Regions from separate parts of the Mus musculus genome. Here region 1 is linked to region 2. Evidence: chromatin contacts called from ENCODE POLR2A ChIA-PET data. All regions are on one chromosome and are shown on one strand. Each heading gives the region's core, a stretch centred on a gene start or an enhancer-like site at or near the end of the contact. The rest is flanking DNA. Distances are from core to core; before and after follow the strand shown.

Region 1 (4,990 bases), core at 58-2,557, 180 kb after region 2:
GGAGGGAGGGAGGGTGAAGAGAGGGAGGGAGGGAAGTTTTCAAAGAATAAAACCCACTTGACTGCTACTGGGTCCGAGTAGCCTCAAAATTGAACTTGAACACAAGATAGAGCTGTTTGGGCTTTTAAAGAGGATGAAGCATCAGGCTTCCTTCTCAGGCGGCCGCGCCCCTAGGGGAGCAGTCCTGACGTACTGCGAACATCCCTTCAGAGCCCTGTCTGCACAGGTTTAAATGTGGCGGAGGCCTCTCTCCAGACAGCTGGCCCCTCTAGACTGTGGCCCCCAGTGCACATCACCTGTCTCTGCCTTTCGGTCCCCAGATGTGCTTCCCTCCTGGGAGGAAGGGCTCTTCCACTCTAGCCCCAAATTCACTGAGGAGCAGCCCCAGGGCTGGGAATTAAATCTCGGGCGCGAACGTTCTGCTTCTCTAGCCAATGTTACCGTCAAGGTCACGGGCCCGTGGCCGAGTGTCTGAGGCTGGGGTCTCCAGCAGCGCCGGAGCCTCCCCGTGGGGCTGCGCCCTAGGCGCGCTCCAGGCGGAGGGACCCACCGAGCTGGCCTCGCTGGCTCTTCATTAGTGCTCGCCTCTTCAGCTGTCCTGTTACCTCCGGAGTTCTGGGGCATCCTGAGCTCCAGAAGCTGAAGCTCAAGTCCAACCTGTGCAGGAGCTGCCGTGCACCCTTGACGCGCCAGAACGTCGCCGCCCCGGGCCTCCGTCGCCAGGCAACGATGGCTGGAGCGGCAGGAGGAGCCCCTGAGCCAGCGCAGGTCGTGTGGACCCAGAGAAAGCGCCGCCTTGCACGCTTTCAGGCCTTTCAGGCTGAGGCGGGGCCGCGCAAGCAAAGTTGCCGTGGCTGTCCCAGGGATGCCATTCGGGGAGCAAACAGCGACTCACCTGTCCCGCGTGGGCCGTCGCGCGGACTCGGCCCCTGGATTTCCGCCGAGTGGCCGTGGTCCCGGACGGGTCGTGGGTGCACCGTCCTTCCCGAGGGCAAGGGGAGTCAGGCAGCGACAGGCCCCAGCTGGGGCTGGGGGACCTGGAGCTGCGCGCGCCGGCGCACGCGACTCAGCTGGCTTGTCGCTCCCTCCGTCGCCGTGAGTCCCAACCCTGCTCCCGCCCTCCGCTCGCTCGGGGCTCTAGGGAGCCGCCCCGGGGCTCAGATCCCGCCGCGGAGGGAGCGCGTGGCTGCGAAGGCCCCGGCCGAGTGCCGTCGTCCCCGTGCCCGGTCCGCGTCGGCTCTGCGGAGCGGAACGGAGCTGGGCGGAGCGCGGCGCGCGCTGTTCCCTCGCTTTCCGAAAGGCCACCCTGGCGGCGGGGCGCCGTGACGCAGGCTTGACTCACGCGCGGGCCCGCGTCAATGCGAGGCTCCCCGGCTGCGTGCGAGGCTCTGATGGCGGACCCAAACAGAGTGGTGGGTAGGGAGCAGGAGAGGGGTTGCCGAAAGAAGCCTCTTGAGATCCGAAGGCTCTCTTTAGGCATCTGCTCTCAGGAAAATAAACTGCCATGGCCAAAGGCCTCCTGAGCCGAGGACCTCACCTGTCATTACAGACTCACCTTCTTTTGACCCTCTCAGGATTCCAGTCCCACTCAGTGGTTATTCTTTCCATCTCTACGTGGATGGTGCCTCGATTCCCACCTTTGGCTGCCCCTTCCCCCTGGCATTCTTCCATCCTATCACCCCACAAGGCCAACCTCTACACAACTCAAAAACCTGACAGATGAGTCTAGTGAGGGCAGTAAGAGAGAGGGAAATTGTGACTGGGTACCAAACAGGTGTTGAAGGATGCTGGCCCCAAGGGATACGTAGACAAAATGAGGAAAGGCAGCCATTGTGGAGGGAATGTATTTATTTGCTCAGGGTGAATGCAAAAGTGTAGACTATGTGCATACAAGTGGTTGCCTGAGCAGAAACAGCTGGCGAATGACAAAAAGTGACAGGGCCTGTCTGGCTAGAAGTGCTGTTCGGGAGTCTGAAATAATTGTCTCTGCTCTAGAGGACCTTTGGTATTTCCAAACAAGTACCTGTTTGGAAGGGGTGGAGGAAGTGAGATCATGATGGAGACCAGAAGCAAGTACTGGGATAGTCTGTACTTCAGTCTAACTAGCTGGCTGGCCACCGATTTATGGATGATGACTGAAGACACAGAAGCCCAGGGGCCAGAAACAAAGCACATGTATTGCAAGTGAAATGATTCAGATTCGGATCAGTTTCTCAAGTCCTGTGGGAGGGCTTCAAGTTTAGGGAAGCCTAAATGTTTTATAGTGGACTCTAAGAAAACTCACAGGTGATTTGCCCCTACAGAATTTTTATCATAATGAACAGCAAACAACACTTCCCTCCACCTTCTCTGTTCTCTGAAGCAGATCGCTATGCAAAGATCCACCAGTTTACTGTGCAAAGATCCTCCAGTCCTTACTGGAACAAAAAAAAAACATCAGTTCCTTGGCCCGTGAGACATCTGGACATGAAAGATACCCATTGAGAATGATCTCTGCCAATAGATGGTTCTTTTAGTTAACAAGTATTTAGCAAGTCTATTGTTTGCTGAGCACTGTTGCAGTCCTATGGATGTTACAGGGAAGACCCATCATGATCCCTGCCCTCACAGAACATATGTTCTGGTGGACTTAACCAGGAAATCAGCAGGATGGAGGTACACCGAAGGAAGAAGTGAGTAATGTAAGAGGTGTGGAGGAGGTGAACAAACCCAGTGAGACAACTGAGATGCAGAGAGGGGGCGAGAGGAAGGAGAACCTCAGATAAAGGTGGTTTTAAGGAAAGGAGTTTTAGAGTTTGTGTAATGATTGCAAAGAACTTTTGAGCCCAGTGAGCCTAAGTTTTTTTAATCTAGATTGTCATCACTTACATACCCTGAGTAGGATTTATAACCTAATGAGCCTAACGGTGCATACTGTAAGAAAATGCAATCCTATACAGTTGCTGTTATGATCACATAAGATGATTATTTTAAATTATTTGATGTCACATGTGCTTGATAAATGGCAATTATTGGGTGACTGTATTGTCACTAAACTAAACAAAAAAACAAAAACAAAAACAAAACACCTAGGAAGAAGAAATTTGGGGAAGAAGGTAAGTATATATATCAGATAGAAGTCCCTTGTCTCATCATAGCCACTTGCTGACAACCTTAATCCTGAATAGGCTCAATACCTGGTTTCTTCATGCAAAGTTCTCGGTGGGGGGGGGTGCGGAGGGGGGAGCGTGAAGTCACCATCTCCCTCTACCTTCTCGGTCGCCAGCCTTGGGTGGGCTTCTTGATTCCCAGTGCCTCTATGTGGCTTTATGAGCCATCAATTCCTCTCCTCAATTAAGGCCTCCTCAAGTTTCTATTCTCTTAACCATCCTGTGTCTACCCATTGCCTCCCTGGTCTTTCAGAAACCGCCTTGGTCCTCAGAGCAGCTACACTCCTTTCCTCCCTCCCATCCCTGGGAGAGCAGGGGAGCCTTCCCTGCTGTCAGAATCCAAGCCCTTCTTAGCCCCTGGGTCCCATGGCCCACAGCTTCTTGACAGCCTGAGTCAACCTTAAACATGCTAGACTCTCCTGCCACTGTGTCTTTCTCGGCAGCTTTTAAGCATGTTCAAATATCTCCTTTAAAAGTGGCTCAACTTTCTTCTTCCAAGTTCTCTGTCCCCATTTCCTCCTCTTCCCCTCACTCCATAGCCAACTCTCCTCTGTCCTGAAGTCAAGATGGATCCCATCAATGGCCTCTGACTGACTAAATCCACAGGGCATTTTCCAGTCCTTGTTTTATTGACCATTCTCTAGTACATTCTTGGACCCCTCTCCTTCATTATGTCCCCACTCCTTATGTCCCTCTGACCTCTGGCCACCCCCCTCCCCCATTCTCCTGCTAATCTTTATAGACTGAATTCTACTTGGTCCTTTTGTCACTCTGCGTTGTTTCTCTGTTGCTGGTATATTCATTCTAGAGTTTCCTGAGTGTGGCGCACTCAATTCTTTACATTTCCAGGCAGATGTCCTTATTCAGAGACCACCCCCACCCCCACGTCCTGAAAAACAGTCAACTTTGTGCCTACTGCCCCATATCCAACTCTCCATGTCAGAAACCCATCTGTCACCTTGCAACCCACCTCCTCCTTATCCCTTCGTGATATCCACATTAAATCCTGGAGGTCTTAGCTACTAAGTGCCTCTAGCATCTGGCCACTTCTCTTTAATTCTGTCATGATCTTGGTCTAAACTATAACCACCACTCACCTGGACACTCATAGTCTCCTGACTCAGACCCAGATTCACCCCTTTTCTCCTTTCAAGAGGAGTCTTTAGAAGTGAAGATGTAACGGCACCCTTCTCAAGCCCACAGTGCCTCGGAGCCCTTTCTCGTCTCCACTCTCATCCATCACTCCTCCCTCTCTGGCTTTTCTGCAGCCCACTTGCTCCAGTAGCCTTCTCTCTACTCTTCCTACGCTTTCCTGGCTCAAACTTCAGGCCCATCTGCTGGCCCCTCCTCCTCTTCCTTCGTTTCCTGGCCATTCACCCATATCTTTCTGACCATGGAGGAGAGTAATGCTAACCCCTCAGGTGGATACCCCTTTGTAGCCTTTCTTACAACAATGGTTAGGTGTTTAAAGATGTGACTGGTTTCTTGAGAATGGTCTCCTTGGCTGACCTGGAAGCTCCATAAAGGCAGAGATCATGTCTATCCTCAAAACACAATGGGCTCTCTACAAACATTAACTAAAAGAATGGAAAAGAGTGGTTAGACATGTGAGTAAGAACACCAGGAGGGCAGGCTGGGTTCAAATCCAGAAGTCCTAACCACAGAGGACAATGCTCAGACCATGCAGAGGAAGAGTGGAGATGGTCTGGAGGGAGTCTCAGTTTGAGGACTGACTAGTGAAAGGACTGACTTCTAAGGCAGGGAGAAGGAGGGTCAGAAAAGGAGACAGGAAGGCAAGAATTGGGAGGGCAGTGTGTGTTACAGAAGTTTCTAGAAGGAAA
Region 2 (4,634 bases), core at 840-3,339:
ACCTCTGTCCCTGTCCAGTGACCAGCCATCCCTCCTTCGATCCAAGCTATCTAGTGGCTCATAAGCAGTGACAGCACTAGTTGCAGCCCGAGCACTGCGTTCTCGAACCGGTGGTGGGGGTGGCACCCAGTCAGAATCAGTATAAAGGTCCCTATCACGATCTCTGTATAGTAAGGGTGGTGTCCTGTCCCGAGCACTCCTCAAAGGGTCAGGTGCTCTATGTCCAAAAGTATCCGTCACTAGTTCATAGTGGGTCAAGGGCAGAGGCTGAAGATATTGCTGCTGGTAACGATGTTCTGTGTCTGCAAAGTCTACCCTGAGGCGACGATCTGGGCCACCAAGTGGGAATCCACGCATATGGGTCCAGGCAGCATGAGCTGCATCCAAACTTTCATACTGTATATATGCCCAACTGTCACCTTTACGGTAGTCTATGGTTCGAATGGTGCCAAATCGGTCAAATTCTCGTGCCAGGGCAGCAAGAGGCACCCAGGGTCCCAGACCACCCACCCAAAGTCGGGTAGTGGGTGTGGCTTTACCATAACCAATCTTGATTGGATTCCGAATTATAATTTTGCCAGACATTGCAAGTTTGGCCCTGTGAGACATGTCTAGATTCTCAAATTTGAGAAAGCCATAGGTACTGGTCTGGCCTCGAGAAGGCCTCTTAATGTCCACTTCTGTGATGACTCCAAAACGATCAAAAGCCCTTCTGAGATCATTTTCCGTCACAGTGATATCTAAGTTGCCCAAGAAAAGTGTCCGGTTGGCACGCTGATCGTCCTCAGGTGATATCTCATCCACTTCTCGGAAAGGAGCCGCACCTGCTCCAGCTCCCACCCTCGGCTCCAGGCTGTAGGCCGGGCGCACCCGGTCATAGAACGGATAGTCTCGTTCTCTTTCCAGCTCTCGGGGCAATGGTGGCGGGGGTGGAGGAGGCAGGCGGCCCAGGGCCAACTGCTGCAACCGGTAGTCTCTGTATCCCAGAGCAGCACCTCCAGGGGAAAGCGACCTCTGACCTCCCCCTCCTCCAGGGGCGTGCCGGTGGCTACCGACTGAGGTCCCGACCACGCTGGATGACGGGGCGTAAGCATCTTTGTCTAACGGGGAGCGGCTGCGGCGCCGGCTCACGTACACGGCTTCTATCTTCAGAGGCCGGTCATAGAGCACCAGGCGGCCTCTGGCATGCTTGGCCGCCCTCGCGTCCTCTGGCCTCCGGAAGTTCACAAAGGCTACCCGCTCATCCCCGCTGCCAGAACCTGAGAGGTGACTGATTTTGACACTTACATCACCGAAGCGTTTGAACTCGTGAAACAGCCCGTCCTCCACCGCCTCGTCGCTCAGCTGGGACCCCAGCTCGCTGATCTTCAGGGTCTTGTACTCCACGCCGTCCCCGCCGCCGGGCGCGGAGGAGGCGGCCCCGGAGGAACGTGACTCCCCGCCTCCACCCCGGGAGCTGCTGCGCGACTCGCCCCCGCCTGAGGAATTTTTGGTGCTCGGGGAGCTGTAACTGTGCAAGCGGCTACTGGAGCTGCCCCCGCCGGTCTCGTACTCGCGGCTGCCGCCCCGGCTGCTGGACTTGTCCAGATGAAGGCTCCGCCGCGACCCGCCGCTGTCCGTCTTCCCGCTGCTGCTCCCATTGCTGCCGCCGGAGCCCCCTAACTTCTTGCTCCGCTCCCCACGAGAACTGGAGTCCTCACCGCCACGGGAGCGCTTGGGCTTGACCGGCGAGCGCTCCTTTCCTTTCATTGTTGAGGGTCGCCGGAGGTCGTCTCTGCGGAGCTGACTAACCCGCCACCCCGCGCTCGTTTCACACAGCGGACTCGCACGCCGCCATCTTGGACTCCGCCGCGGCAAAGGCTCCCGCCCCGCAGACCTCATTGGTCAATTAATTCACTCTTCAGCCTTCTCATTGGAAAAACTATTTGTCCGTCTTTACATCTCCCCGCGCTCCGGGAAGGCGCCCGCCCCGACGCTGTTATTGGGTTCCCAACGCCCTAATCCCAGTACCTCATTGGTTATATTCGTTGTCTATCTTAACGGTTCCTCGCGCCAGGCTGTAGCTCCGCCCCTCGCACTTCATGGTCACCTGACCCAAAGCCTAGAAGCGTTGATTGGACAAAAACTCTGCCCTGTAACGGTACTTCTAGCACGGCGAACGCAGCGATCCCACCTTCTCTTCCCTTTCATTGGTTTGTGGCCACGTCTTTTAAATCACTATCGGGAAGTCTGGACATCAGTTCAGGCGTTTTTTCCTGAGAATTTGGCTCTCTCCGATCTCGCGAGAGACAAAGAGCTCGCTCGCTCACTCGCTCACTCGCTCGCTCTCTTTCGACCCCAGTCTTCCAACTTCTCCGGCGGCTGAAGAAAGTTTAAATCTGATTGGATGTTGACGAGGAACATGATTGGATAAAAGCGCTGTCCATCACTCACTTAAAGGAGTAGGCCCATAAACTGAGGCGTCTGAAGGTGAAAGACTAAGACCACGCGCTTGCTGTGCGACGTCACTTTGCTGTCGCGAGATGGTGACAGTGAGTCAGGCCCGCCTCCCCGCGCTTTCGGCGTTCTCTTAAACATTTGTTAGGTCCTTACGGCGTACTTGCCTGTGCTTCGGTCCTTCGAGTCTGGAACTTGCGGGCTCCTCACTGTCCTGTCTGGGCGGGACAATGGGCTCGGTGGTCCTTCCGGCTGCTGGCCCTCACTCGATCCGCCTAGGCAGCTGTCCCGGACAGTCCAGCCGACACCATCTTAGTTAGCTGCCTGAAAAAGCCCCACCCCCGTGCGCGAGAAAACGCCTGCCCCGGTCTGTGCGGCCCGCTGGGGCGGTGAGTTCAGGGTTCACAGAGCCTCGGGTCACGCTGACGCCCTGGGCGGTACCGAGTCACTGCCCGCCCGCGGACACAGGGAACAGCGCCGCGGAGCCCTGGCCAGTCTCAGTGGCCGCCTTAGGGCCCGCAGTGTCCTGCAAGCCCACTTACTGGTCCGACCTGCAGGACCACTTGCAGATTTTTGCTTCCTGCTTTATGTTGTGAATCCCTGTAAGGTTTGCATTTATAAAAGATGTGTGAGACATAATATAGCTGTGCTTTGCTTTAATGTGTCACACTTCTCACTGTGCGGACACTACATTTATCTCGTTTCTAGGACTCCAGCACTCCGATTAATCCATAGTAGGACCCAGTAACATGGCCACCTTGCTCCCTCCTATATCCACTTCCTTTGACTCCTTTAACCGTGATTCCCGTCTAAACGCCTCCCGTCTCCCACCTCTGCGACCCCATGCACCTGAATCTCTTAAGCTTATGTAATACTGGTGATCATGAGATTAGATGCGTAGTCTATCCCACTAGCGTTTACCTCCTGGTGAGAGGAAATAGGCTTTTTGCAGTCTTCCCAAAAATGTACCTAGGAGAGATGAGAAAGATTTTGGTATTTACATCTTCTAAGACTGAGTAGAGAATGTGTTTTAAAACAGGACATTTTACAAGGTGATAAGAATGCCCTTCCCCAAAACTTGAATTCTAAATTTATAAGCTACTTGAAGATTAGATACAGCAACCTGATTAGCCCTATTTCAACCGTTTTGTTTTGTTGGTATATAACCCTGAAATTGGTGAACAGTTGGGCCAAACTCTCTTGGTCACAGCAAAAAGATTTGAAAGAAGCTCAATATGTAAGTTATAAACCGCAAAATACTATAAAGCATAGACATATTTGTATATTAAAAGTAGCTGTTATGTGGCTTTTGGAACACCTGTATCCCAGCTGCTCTTGCGGATAGGATCACAATTGCTTTCTTCATTAGCTAGAGTAACTTGGTAACTTGGTGAGATTCTGTCTTAAAACCACCCCTACACAAAAGTCTGGAGACATAGCTCAGGACCCTTGGACACCTATGTGAAGCTCTAGGTTCAATTCCTAGTACTGGGAAAAAAAATTCTTTTAAAGATTTATTTAGCAGTGCATGATGGTGTACCCCTTTAATCCTACCACTTGAAAGTCAGAAGCAGGCAGATCTCTGTAAATTCAAGACCAGAGTTGTCTATATAGTGAATACTAGGCCAGCCAAGACTGTATAACGAGACTTTGTCATAAAAATATTTATGTGAATGTCTGTATGTATGGTAGTGTTCTAATATCCAGAGAAGCCAGAGAGGGTGATAGAGCCCCTGAAGCTGGAGTTACAGGGTTGTGAGTCACCAATCTGGGCCCCTGGGAAACAAACTGTAGTCCTCTGTAAGAGCAGCAAGTACTCTTCAACGCCTGAGCCATCTCTCCAGGCCTGCAAAAATAATGTTTAAAAGATGTTTAAATAATGTTAACATAAAATGCCATCAGTCAGAGAAAAAATGTGTATAATAAACTACCAGTTGTGGTTTTAAAAATCGTGGATTACATATATATGCTTACACTTTTATTGAAATTGTTACAGAGATTGCTCTTAGGGGCAGGGATTAGCAAGAGAAATTTTCCTTGTAGGATTTTAGTTTAAAAATGTACAATAGTAGGGTATTTCCTGAAGACCACCTCATGTCCTGAACACAGAGTCTCAGCAATTATAAGATCATGTCCGTCTTATTTTTCTTTAAGTCTATAATCCTATTCACATTCTCCCCTGCTCCATTATTCTGTTC

The links. ChIA-PET counts read pairs that join two places held with the same protein, here RNA polymerase II (POLR2A).
Region 1: POLR2A ChIA-PET joins it to region 2 with 10 read pairs in embryonic stem cell. The contact joins the promoter of Slc6a17 here to the promoter of Rbm15 in region 2. POLR2A ChIA-PET finds 5 or more read pairs at or near these places in 2 of 5 experiments (Patski and embryonic stem cell).

What each region holds. Positions count from the first base shown.
Region 1 is chr3:107,516,711-107,521,700 of GRCm38, forward strand. It overlaps Slc6a17 (solute carrier family 6 (neurotransmitter transporter), member 17), which reads right to left and starts at 1,308. Exons shown (of 12, transcript NM_001293689.1): 1 at 896-1,308.
Region 2 is chr3:107,331,200-107,335,833 of GRCm38, forward strand. It overlaps Rbm15 (RNA binding motif protein 15), which reads right to left and starts at 2,090. Exons shown (of 2, transcript NM_001045807.1): 1 at 1-2,090. The coding sequence starts at 1,881.